Linked DNA regions of Mus musculus: regions 1 and 3 are each linked to region 2. A link is a loop called in an ENCODE intact Hi-C map of the cell type or tissue named here. Cell type or tissue: left cerebral cortex. All regions are shown on one strand. Region 1 has its middle 110 kb from the start of Rtp4. Region 2 has its middle 8.1 kb from the start of Sst. Region 3 has its middle 23 kb from the start of Rtp2.

Region 1 (4,000 bases), 180 kb after region 2:
AAACATGAGCTGTGGTAGGCATGCAAATACACCCCCACACAGAGAGAGAGAGAGAGAGAGAAACAGAGAGAGACAGAGACAGAGAGAGAGAGACATGAATAAATAAAAAATACATGGACAAAACAAAACCTTGAGGCCATTACTTGCACAAAATTATTTTCACCGACACATAATATCAATCCAGGAAAAGAAAGAAGTTATGAGAAGTTACCTGCCCAGAAAACCAGTTGCTGAAACCATGCTAACAGATAGGCTTAACATTCCTCCAGTTCCTGGTTTGTAAGGTATAAAAGAAAAGCGCTGGACAGAAAGCTTGGTAATATGAGTTTTAATGCTTGGTTTTCCCTATCTGGCTCTATGATTTAGACAAGTAACTTTCCCTCGAACAATAACTCACCTTGAAAACTAAGGTGACAGTGTTGGACCAGTGCTAACCTTATGTTGAAGTGGACAGGATGCAACATATATGAAAATCCTAATAGTAAACATGGGGAAGGTGGTCTGTCACTACATTTGTTCAATCCTGGTAAGAGTGGTACAACAAAAAAACTAACATGGAAAAACTAAAAAGTCCCTACAAATTATATATACTTGATCACTGTGTTGTTGACCCCAGAAGTGTATCATCACAAATCTCAATTGTGTTAAAACCATGTGAAAGAAACAAAGCAGAGAAGTTTAAAGACCCTAAATACCCCCCAAAGATACCCTAGGTTACAAGCAGACAGTCCCTGGAATGCTTGCCCAGCTGTCTAGACAGTGATGGAACCTGAAAGGTTGCTTTTCAGACTCAGGCTTTCAGGTAAGTAGAAGAAATCCATGTGAAGATCAGACTGGTGTGATGGGACTGGGGAGGGGTTGATAAAACATCACTCTCGCCTTTTATATCCATTTTGTTTTTTGGGGGGAATACCAGAAAGCAACTGAGCATACACACCTGAGACCAGATATAAACTGAGAACATGGAAACTGGAGTAAAGAAGTGAGAACGGGAAAAGCCAGGTCTAAAACTATATATGAAACATTCCCCTCCTAATTCCCCATCTCCCCAAAACAAAGGAAGAGGGCGCTCTGGTGCTAAGAAGCTAGACAAATACTCCTGATGGTTCTCTTTTTAAATGATGTCCCTCTCATTTTCTGTTTATTATCCTCATGTGACTATAAAGTTTGATGTCAGTTGCACTGGTCACATTTCAAGTTCCTATAAGACTCATGTGGTTAGTATCTGCCACATCGCACAGTCCCAGTACTTCTGTCACCACTGAGAATCCTATCAGACAGAAACAACCATCTCACATGTTATAGGAGTGACAAAAAAAAAAACAAAACAAACAAACAAACAAAAAAAAAACACTGCAAGTCAAATTCTGTGTGACACAGCAGGACAAAGAAATTAAGAAGAAAAATATCCCATCTAAAAATGGGTGTTGATGGAAAACTGCTTTTCATAAAGATAGTAAATGTTTTAGATTTAGTAGCCAAGAACAGATGGTAAATATTCTGTGCAGATCCTAGACAATTTTGGCTATATATACCAATTTCTCTCTGTAGCAACTGCTCAATTCAGCTAATGTAGGGCAAAAATAGCCATAGAATATAAATAAAGAAATAAGTGTGGCAGTCCTCCAGCAAGATTTTATTTGAAAAAAACAAAATAAAACAAAACAGATGATAGGCTATATTTAGCCTCCTGGCTATACTTTGCCAACTCTACTATAAATCATAAAAATTTCAGAAAGACACATCCACAACTAAAATGAAAATGTTATCTGTATTGCTTACTATTCTGTTGCTGTGAAGAGACACCATGACCAAGATGACTTATAAAGTAAAAGTATGTTGAAGTAAAAGATTGTTAGCTTGCTTACAGTTTCAGAAGGTGAGTACATGATCATAATAGCAGGAAACATGGCAGCAGGTAGCAGTAGCAGAGAGCTTACATCTGATATAAAAGAGGAAGAGAGAGAGAGAGAGAGAGAGAGAGAGAGAGAGAGAGAGAGAGAGAGAGAGAGAACAAAGTGTGAATAATGTGGGCTTTTGAAACTACGAAGCAAACCCCAAGTGATACACCTCCTCTACAAGACCACATCTCCTAATCCTTCCCAAATAGTTCCACCAGCTTCAAACTAAGTATTCAAACATATGAGCCCATAGGAGCTGATAAAACATCGAGCTTATCTCCAATCTCCCTGGAAAAAATCCCAGAATAGAAAGAAGGATACACATCTGTGAACAGTATAAAGTGACAAAGGGGCTACTGGGGGAAAGAAATGAGAAGGAAAAGAGGAAAGCCTTCTTATTTAAACTAGCACAGTAGCCTAACAGTCAAAATCAGCTTTAGAAAATGAAGGAGAGGAAGAGGAGGAGGAAGGAGCAGATGAGGGAGAAGAGGGGAAAGAAGGAGGAAGGGAAAAGGGGGAGGAGGGAGGGAAGGGGAAAGGATGTTTTAATTCTGCAAATATAATGGGCATGGAAAATAGTTAGAAAAGCTGACTGTCGTTCTCCTTTGCTGTTGCTCTGGTAGAATATTTTTGACAAAAGAGAGTCAAGGGAGAAAACATTAATTTTTAAAATTTATTTATAGTTTATTCATATACAGCCCATTTATGGTGGGAAAGTCAAGGTAGCTGGAACTTGAAGCAGCTGATTGCATTATATCTACAATCAAGAAACGGAATAGAAAGTGCATGCTGTTATTCAGTTCTTGTTCTCCATTTGTACAGTCATGGAATACTGCCACATATAGTTATATGGGTGTTGTCACACCAATTAATGTAGTCACGATAATACCCCACAGATGCCCCCAAAGATCTATCTACCAGAGAAATTTAGATACTGTTAGTTGACAATAAACATTAACCATTATGCTGACTGTCTTAGGGTTTCATTGCTGTGAAGAGACACTATGGCAATGGCAACTCTTATAAAGGAAAACATTTAGTTGGGGATGGCTTATAGGTTCTGGGGTTCAATCCATTATCATAATGGCAAGAAGCATGGCAGTATGCAGGTAGAAATGGTACTGGAAAAGCCAGAGGCACCAGAAAGATACTATGTAGCACACTGGGAATAGTTTGAGCATATATGAGCTCAAAGCCTCCATCCATAGAGGCACACTTCCTCCAACAAGGCCATACCTCATAATAGTACCACTCCCTATGGCAAAGTACTCAAGCACATGAGTCTATGGGGCCAAAGCTATTCAAACCACCACACTAACTTTAGTTCATTCTGACAAGAAATCCTCAGTACATTTCAAATTTTCAGTGAGAGACAAAAAAAAAAAAAAAAAAAAAAAAAATCCCACAGAGATAAAGATAAAATTCAGCTTGTAGTGATTTGAATATGCTTGGCCCATAGGAAATGGCACTATTAGGACATATGGCTTTGTTGAAGGAAGTGCATCACTGTGAGGATGGGATTTGAAGCTCTGCTCAGTGCAAAAGAGATGGTTTTCTCCTGTTTGCCTTTGTAACAAAATATAAATGTTGTCCTTGGTTGTAGTGTCTATTCACAGCAATAAAACCCAAAGACAGAAGTTGGTACCAGGAGTAGGGTTTTGCTATGATGAACCTGACCATGCTTTTGTTGGAAAGAGTGTGGATTTTGGGACTTTGAATTTAGAAGCAGTGGAATGCTTTAGGTGGGGCTTAATAGATTTCCCTAGTAGGAATATGTAAGACATTGGTGTTGAAGGTGATTTGAATTGTGCAGACCCGGCCCAAGATGTTTCACTGGAGAACTTTAATGTGTGGCCTAGAGACTGTTATTGTGATATTTTGGTGAAGAATGTGGCTGCTTTTTGGCTTTGTCTGAAAAGTCTACCTGAAACTAACTAAGGTAAAAGAATTTCAATTAATTGCTTTGAAAAAGGAAGTCTCAAAACAGCCTGGTATAAATTCTGTTGTATAGTTACTAAAATTCACTCTTCTGAAGAACATTTTGATGAAAAAGAGCAAGCTTAGAGAGGAAAAATATAAAATCTATGGTTTAAGTAATA
Region 2 (4,000 bases):
GTTGCATATCCATTCAGTGCTCACTAAGTGTTTTTGCAAGCATTTACTTTATTTCAGGCTGTTTTCAGGGCAAACCAAGACAGGAAAACATTGTCCCTGATGTTAAGAAAAGTTCTTTAGCAACAAAGGCGAGGGCTTTTTAACAAGGGACCAACAGGCAGGCAAACTACCGACAGATAATAAGGTAATTGCTCTAATGGAAAACAAGCAAGCATATAATACGTCTTGTTAAAGAATTATTTAGGAGTATGACTGCCCCTTTGTCCTGTGGCTTCTTAGAAGTCAGGGTGCATGCTTTTGCCTTAGTCCTATGAAGTTGTCACAAGTGTACAGAAGGTCTGTGCTATAACTCACTGAGAGAACACTTGCCTGACGGGCAGAGTGCTCTGGATACAAGAAAAAAAAAAAAAGTCTGGCCTCCTTTTACTCCTTTTAAGAGAAGAAAATGGGGATTGCCCACAAAGACATAGCATTAGATGAGCTTAGGCTGAGGCTCTGGAGGAATGGAGAGAACATCTTCAGAGCATCTTCTGTACTCACTACACGCAGCAGGACTCCTTCCTGCCTGGGGCTCCTTTCTCCTCTTGTGGCAATCTAAGAACACAGTTTTCTGCTGAAGCAGAACTCTTGGTAGAAACCCAACGTTGACATCTGTTTCCCCGTGACTCCTGCTGTCAAATGTTGCTTAGCCAATGGTTTATTTTTTTCCCAAGGCATGGCATTGGTTCGTCAATTTATCCAAAAGTTTTCCTGAGTAAGAGATGCAGAGCCAGGGTAAATGAGAGAGTGGGAGGGATGAGTCCCCATCAGCAATCAAAGCAGATGGTGATATGTACTGCCTCAAAGCTGAGTAGATACAAAATATTCCTGCTCAATCTCCTTTTGACCTTGTCTCCTCAGATAGTATATTTTCTAGAATGCTATTGGATTGGGGAAAAAATACCCCCAAGCCCCTCATCATTACATTGCTAATGTTCCAGGAAACATCTGCCTTTCTTTAATTCGATATGGTTTGAGCAAATCTCAGTCCTTGAGACTTAAATCTTCACACCCAGTCCACCGTTACTGTGGCAGTTCTAAGCCTGGCTTACAGGTCAACAAGAGATGCATCATGGCGCCGATTGGAATTGATTGAGATGGAGTCAGATGGCTGTCGGGAGGGGGAGTAGGGTTGCCCTATGTGACAGTGGTAAGATTAGCCTCCAGAGTCCCTGGCACAGCCTACTCTTTGGGAGAGAGCACTTGGAGGTCTGAGCTTGGCTCTAGGAATGCAGTGGAGGTGGGCCGGAATCATGATCCCAGTGTAGTGTAGATCTTACACAGCTCTCTGGGCCGCTCTGAGCCAGGGGGAAAGCAGAGAGCTAGGCTTAGTGTTTGTATTCCCCACGGCTGCCATTATGTACCACAAAGTTAGAGAGGTTAGGATGGAGACACGAATTTGAGGAGAAGGGTACTACTCAGTTTACTACAGCCAGTAAACTGCGTTTCGGTAAGCAGAGAGCCAGGGAGCTCTGTGATGAGCTTGTCCTAAAAGGGTGGAAGAGAAGAGGTCAGAACCAGGTCCCAAAGTGGTGGACTGGCTGCTGCCAGAGACCCCATCAGGACTGAGTAGCTGCAGGGGAAGCTTTGAGCCTGGAACTCCAGTGGCCCAGCTTTCTGCAGTGTGGGGGATTCAGCCCCCGCAGTCACACATTTCTTCATTGAAGATTAAACTGGAAGCATCCTAATCCATTGTAAATGCTTAAAAGAAGCTATTTGAGAACTATATGCTAGCGAGCACTAGCGAGAGAGGGTTGCAGGTCAGGAAGGGTCCTTGGTTCTTAGGATGGGGCAAGACTGCGAGCTCTGAAAGCGCCGGTTAGGCAGTGGAAAGAAGAGCCACAAGGGGGCGCGCCCAATACACAAGATCCCTTTCCCTCCTCCAGAGATGTGAGCTCTGTGGATCTCAAGGTGAGAAGGCAGCAGCTTCTTCGAAATGTGTCATTGACTGTAAACAGGTCTGTACTGGAGCGTTCAAACCTAATGCAGGAGGAGACTGAGTTCCAGAACGATCGATTACCTTTTAAGTTTGTTCTCCTTTCCAGTTCTCGTTCTTAGGAAACTTTCTGGCATCAATTAGGCGGCATTCCTGAAGGACATGTGCTTCTTCTGTCTTGGCCGTCCCTGTGCAAAGAGCCCTAAACCTATTTGGGAAGGCCAGAGGGAATAACACTGCATTTAGAAATGGTTGGTTGTCCCTTTTAGTAATCTTTTTATTTCATGGTTCAGTGAAAAAGAAAATTCGCGTTATTGGTTAAACCTTGTTTGGCTGCCTAGCACAGACTATGACTCGAAGTGTTCAAAAACTGCAAGTTTGAAGGAAGAATTGATGTTGCGTGTTTCTGTGTGCCTCCTGCATCGAGCACCTTGCCTATGACATTGAGAACGTTTTAAAGTGAAACAATGAAGAAAACCTGCCCTGGGCTTTTAAGACGGCTGTCTGCTATCGGTGGAGCCAGCAGAGGGCAGAGGAGCTCAGTTTAACAGTTGGATCCTCTCCTCTGAGAGCAGCCCGAGACAGCACAGCAGGTCTGGCTGGATTTATGAGATTAGGAAACACCCAAAAGGACACAGACACAGCAGGAAAGCCTGGAGGAGCAATTTCCACATCTCTGCCCGTTAATCACCAAAGCTTCTCCCATCGGGTAATACCCTTGTCAGGAAACTAGGCTCTGCTCTAGGCAGCTGTGGGTCCGCAGAGAAAAGAACGGGAGCTACCATGAGCGCATCTTGGTCCTCGACCACTCGGGAAGGGAGCCAAGGATGAGTGCAGTACTTGTCACCAGGAAAGACTGCAGAGCCCAGTGATATCAGGTTCTGAATAGCGAAAGCCAGGCAGCCCCCAGAGGCTTGCTTGGTTTCAGTTTTCCTGTATGTAAATCGAGGTGCTTTTTAAGGCTCTGGTCTATAGGCTAGGGCACATTTCTGACCCCATCCCTGCCTCTGCCCTCAACTCTTAGAGAAAGAAGTATTGAGAAATCCAATGAGCAGGCACTCTGGACTCACAAAGTCACACCCATGAGAGAAAGGGAGAAAGAGCAGAGATGTGATGGAGAGAGGAAGAGACAAGGAGATTCAGGAAAGCAGCAAGCAAGCTGGGAGAAGAGATTGCCAGGGAAAACAGCAAGGAGGCAGAGGTGGCCATGAAGAGGAGGAAAGCACAGGGAGGAAAAGACAAACATGGATGAGAGAAGGGAGCAAGCAGAGGAAGACAGCCCAGCCGGGCAGGGGACAGGGCTGGGCAGTGGCCTGTGACCACAGATTTCCAGGGTGGCGAAATCCCCGCTTGATGACAAGCTTTGAATGCGAGCCAGACTTATATCAGGGCTGCCACTGTGGTGCCCAGACAGTCCCCTCGTGAAGCCAAGATCAAGAATCAGGCTCAGATTTGAATGTGAGAAAGCTAAAGCTGATTTAATTGGGCCCTTTGTGTTCATATGGCTTCTATCAGTCTGTCTCAGTGTGGAGGACTCCAAATCACGGTGAGGATGTTGTCTGGCAACTGTGCGGAGGAGGAGGAGGAGGAGGAGGAGGAGGAGGAGGAGGAGGAGGAGGAGGAAGCAGTGATACCTAGTGGGATTCTTCAGACCCACTGATGGAAGGCTCTGGCTAAGACTATTCCTCCTTGCTGACTGCACTGGGAAAATTCTTGGAATACCTCAGTGTTAAGCCTCTGAAAGTAGCAAGGCAGGTGGGAAGGCTCTACCACATGTCAGGGAGACACAGACCTTGGCTTGGTTTCATTCCACAGGGACGTCTTGAGCAGACCTGAGAGAAACAAGTGAAGGTTTCCAGAGGGACCAGTGAGCCCACAAAGAGAAGCTCCGTAGATGACAGGCAAGGAGATCTCTTCCTGGCCCCTCCCTCTAAGAGGATGGGTTGGATGAAGTAGCAGAGGTTGCCCTGATCTAGCCCAGCTCCGGAGGAGCTGTGGAATGGGAGCCCCTGTCTGGCTGACATT
Region 3 (4,000 bases), 55 kb before region 2:
ACTGCTTCTTTGGCAAAGCTGAAGGGAGAAAGCTATGACCAATGGGTGAGAGACACAAAAAAAAAAACAAGCTCAGCCTGACTGGAGAGAAGATTTTACAGTAAATATCTAAAGATGGAATGGGCTGTGGGTGACAGCTTGTGGTAGTCAGCTTTCTGTTACTGTAATAAACACGCAAGATGATCAACTTATGATAAGAAATTAGTTGTTTTGGTGCCCTGTGATCACAGCTCCATCATCATCACTGCGCTCTTGCTTTGAGCCTGTGGTGGCATGCACGATGCATTGACCCCAGGAGGTCAGAGTGGAGATCTGCTGCTGTGAGTCACAAGAGAGAAGGGCCAACATCATGATAGTCTCAACTCCTTTTGGGGTAGAGACGGGCAGAGTTGCATTATAGGGTTCATGTTGGTTTTCTTTCCTCTTTTTATATAATACCCTGGGCTGGCTTCTCACATACCATTTTTAGTTTTTAAATCACTCTGTCTCTGTCTGTCTGTCTCTCTCTCTGCCTGTCTGTCTCTTTCTTTGAGAGAGAGAGAGAGAGAGTGTGTGTGTAGTACACACATATGGATCGGGTGTGTGTATCTGTGCATGTGGAGGACATGAGGTGTCCAGGCCCAATTACTTTTCATCTTGATACTGTCACTGAACATGGAGCTAGGCTGGAAGGCAGAGAACCCCAGCCATCCTCCTGCCTCCACCTCATGTAACACTGGGATTAAAAGAATAGTTGTCCATGCCAGGCTGTTTACATGGATACTGGGGATTTGAACTCAAGTTGAACCGCATGCTTTCAGAGCAAGCACCCCTACCAGATGAGGCTGCACCCCCCAACTCAGCCCTTTTAACATTCATTTCATTTTCTTTATTTTTATTTTATTTTATGGCAGTGAGACAATTCAATGCCCCACCTGCTTATGCTGCTATTATTTCTGCCTGGCACACATGACCCATAGTCACACAGAAAGATACACAATGTCTAACACAAGAGTACTGCATCTCTGCCTGGCTCATAATGTTCTCTGCTTACCCCTTCTTAACTCACGGCAGACCTGGCCCAATGTGGACCCAGCAATGGTAGTGCGTTTAAGGATTTCAGATGTATCCCGTCATCCACTGTCGCGTCCGCTCTCGACCAGCAAGAACGACACGACCACCAGTTCTTCTAACAGCAGTTTATTCAGCAAGCTTCAGTCATCATCTCTCGCTTCATCTTTTTCTCCCCTGAACCCCGGGCCTCTCACTCTTATATACTCTCAGTCCCCATTCACTCATGGCAGGCCACATCACCTCACCAGGCACACAGCTTCAGCCAATCAGGGTGGCAGGGGCGCGTCTCCACCAAATATGGACTTGTTTACACCGCCAGCATCATGGTGCACCTGCGCAGCTTTCACAATGGTCATGGCAATTTTCAGGTGTATGAGGAAGTCAGGTGCAAGTCATAAGAATTAGCTGCTGCCACACCCGCTCCTCACAATCCACTTGTTTTTGAGGTAGCTATCACTTTTTATCTTATCCTGCCCTCAAACTCACAGCAATATTTGGGCCTCAGCTCCTCAGTGCTGATATTACAGGCATGGAACACCACTCCCAACTCTCTGCTTGGTCTTTACTTGTATTTTATTTGTTTTTTACTCTCATAGATGTGTGCTGTATTTACAACATTTCCTCTTTCCTCTCCTCTGTCCAAGCTTCCTATACCCTGCCACTCTCAAATTCATAACATCTTATTTCCTTTATCATTCTTACACACACACACACACACACACACACACACACACACACACACGTATAAACACAGCAATGTTGTTCTTCTGTGTATGTTTGTATGGCTGATGACTTGGCATAGGATAACCAATTGGGATTACCAATTCATCCTAGGCTGATTTTCCCAGTTTTAGCAACTCTTGGCTTCCCATTTTGAGACTAGTTTTACTTGTGTAGTCTGGAGAATGGCCACAAGGTGGCAGTGTAGGACAAGCAGTGGCTATTTTGCCCCCCCCCCCTTCCCCACTTCCCCAGTGTAAATCAGGCCCAGCTGTGTTTTGGAATTGTTCTCCCTCGAACCCCTTTGTCTTCTTGTAGCTCATTCACCCCAAGTGACTAGTGGTTCATGGGGTGCGATTTAAGGTCCCACTTGAGAGCGTAAATTTCCACTCTGGCTGTCTTTGAATTGTAGGTTTCTAGTTTTCCTTGATAAACGTGGAAGTCCTGTCCCAGTTCTCAGCCAAAGGAGGCCATTCTCTACTAGAGCCCTTCAAATAATACTGCTAATGAGCATAGTGCTCTTTCTAGGTCAGCGAAGCACTGTCGGATCCAAGAGCTTTGATCCTCATCACAATCTTGCTGGCTAAAAAAAAACAAGACAAGAAAACCCCACCTTATCTGACAGGAGCAAATGGAGATTGGAAGGAGCTAAGAACGCTGGGCTGGGTGATGGCCAACCTTGGGCCCCAGGGGGCAGAGCCACTCCTTGGAACACCGTGCCCCTGTTTCTGCACAGTCCTGGGCACAGCTTTTCTATTGTACAGCATAGCTTAAGATAATGGAGCCTCTCAGAATTGAAAGGTTTTGGGGAGTGATAGTGCGAACTCTGGATGGAGTCAGAGCGGAAGCCCCCAGGAACACCCAGAATTCACCAGCTTTACGGTTACCAAGGCTGTGGAACTGGCACACCTCTATTGCTACCCTTCAGTGATGGCCAGAAGTGCTCCCAAGAATCATTCAGACCATGCCCCGGGCTGTGGGTGGCTGTAGAGACTTAGCAAATCTTTGCTGCGGATCGTGCACATGGTCCTAGCTCAAGATCTCCACTGTTGACCAGCTTCAGGCGTTGCTGGGGAAGTTTGTTGTCCTCAGGCTTGGGTTTCTAGCTGCAGCCTAGAAGACCACACTGGCGATTTCCAGAACAAGCTCCCTCCCCTACGTGCTGGCTGTCAAAGTTTCTTTTCTGTTGCTGTAATGAAATACTCTACAGAAGAAACTTAATGGACAAGACGTTTGCTCTTTCTCACACTTCCAGGGTACAGTCCACTGTGGCAAGAACTAGAAGCAACTGTTAAGATCACATCTGCACTCAGGAAGCAAAGAGGGGCCCTTGAATGCAGGCTGCTAGGGAATGGTGCCACCTACAGTGTGTGTGTGTGTGTGTGTGTGTGTGTGTGTGTGTGTGTGTGTGTGTGAATAGTGCCACCTACAGTGAGTGTGTGTGCATGTGTGTGTGTGCATGGTGCCACCTACAGTGTGTGTGTGAATGCCACCTACAGTGTGCATGTGTGTGTGAATAGTGCCACCGACAGTGAGTGAGTGTGTGTGTGTGAATGGTGCCACATGCAGTGTGTGTGTACATGTGTGCATGTGTGTATGAATGGTGTCACCTGCAGTGTGTGTGTGTGCATGTGTGTGTGAATGGTGCCACGTACAGTGAGTGTGTATGTGAATGGTACCACCTACAGTGTGTGTGTGTGTGTGTGTGTGTGTGTGTGTGTGTAGGGCCTTCTCAGTGCAATTAATGACATGAAGACATTCCCCCACAGGCACGCCCAAAGGTCCATCTCCTAGGCGATTCTAGGGTCTGTAAATTGACTCTGATGCCCCATCTAAGTGGGTGGACTCTGAGACAAGGGGCTGTGCTCACTGGAGTGCTCAGGAAATGTCAATCACTCACTGAGACCACAGAGCTCCAGCTGCTGAAAGGCAGCTCTCTCATCTCTTGCTCCTGGATCAGCTACTCAGGACTGGATTCTTCTCTGGCCATTGCTTCTGATGCCACTGAACCTCAGAAGGAGCTAGTGCATGCCACTAGCAATCCACACTATGTTATTTTACAATTTATGCTTCAAAGTCTCTGTATAGGCAACATTTTTTTAAACTCTATTGAAATAGATGTTTCCAAAAGGACAACCTAATATTTCTCTAACTTTAAAATTAAGATATATTCCTAGGCAAATGGATGGACCTGGAGGGCATCATCCTGAGTGAGGTAACACAATCA

The links. Peaks named below come from ENCODE experiments on the same cell type or tissue, not always from the same donor. Only the 100,000 strongest peaks of a DNase experiment are listed, where the experiment ranks them.
Region 1: it touches region 2 in a loop (2.3-fold over the local background); 4 of 42 quality-filtered maps call a loop at or near these places.
Region 3: it touches region 2 in a loop (6-fold over the local background); 11 of 42 quality-filtered maps call a loop at or near these places.

The regions. Positions count from the first base shown.
Region 1 is chr16:23,719,545-23,723,544 of GRCm38, reverse strand. No RefSeq gene overlaps it. Among named protein-coding and RNA genes, the nearest start is that of Rtp4, 110 kb to the right of the region's middle. In left cerebral cortex, no CTCF peak of the experiment used is centred here; a DNase peak (open chromatin) is centred at 1,629.
Region 2 is chr16:23,896,945-23,900,944 of GRCm38, reverse strand. No RefSeq gene overlaps it. Among named protein-coding and RNA genes, the nearest start is that of Sst, 8.1 kb to the right of the region's middle. In left cerebral cortex, CTCF peaks have their summits at 1,878 (motif pointing right) and 2,490 (motif pointing right); DNase peaks (open chromatin) are centred at 688, 1,894 and 2,514; H3K4me3 peaks cover 1,014 bases.
Region 3 is chr16:23,951,868-23,955,867 of GRCm38, reverse strand. No RefSeq gene overlaps it. Among named protein-coding and RNA genes, the nearest start is that of Rtp2, 23 kb to the right of the region's middle. In left cerebral cortex, a CTCF peak has its summit at 1,954 (motif pointing right); DNase peaks (open chromatin) are centred at 1,992, 2,214 and 2,835; H3K27ac peaks cover 629 bases.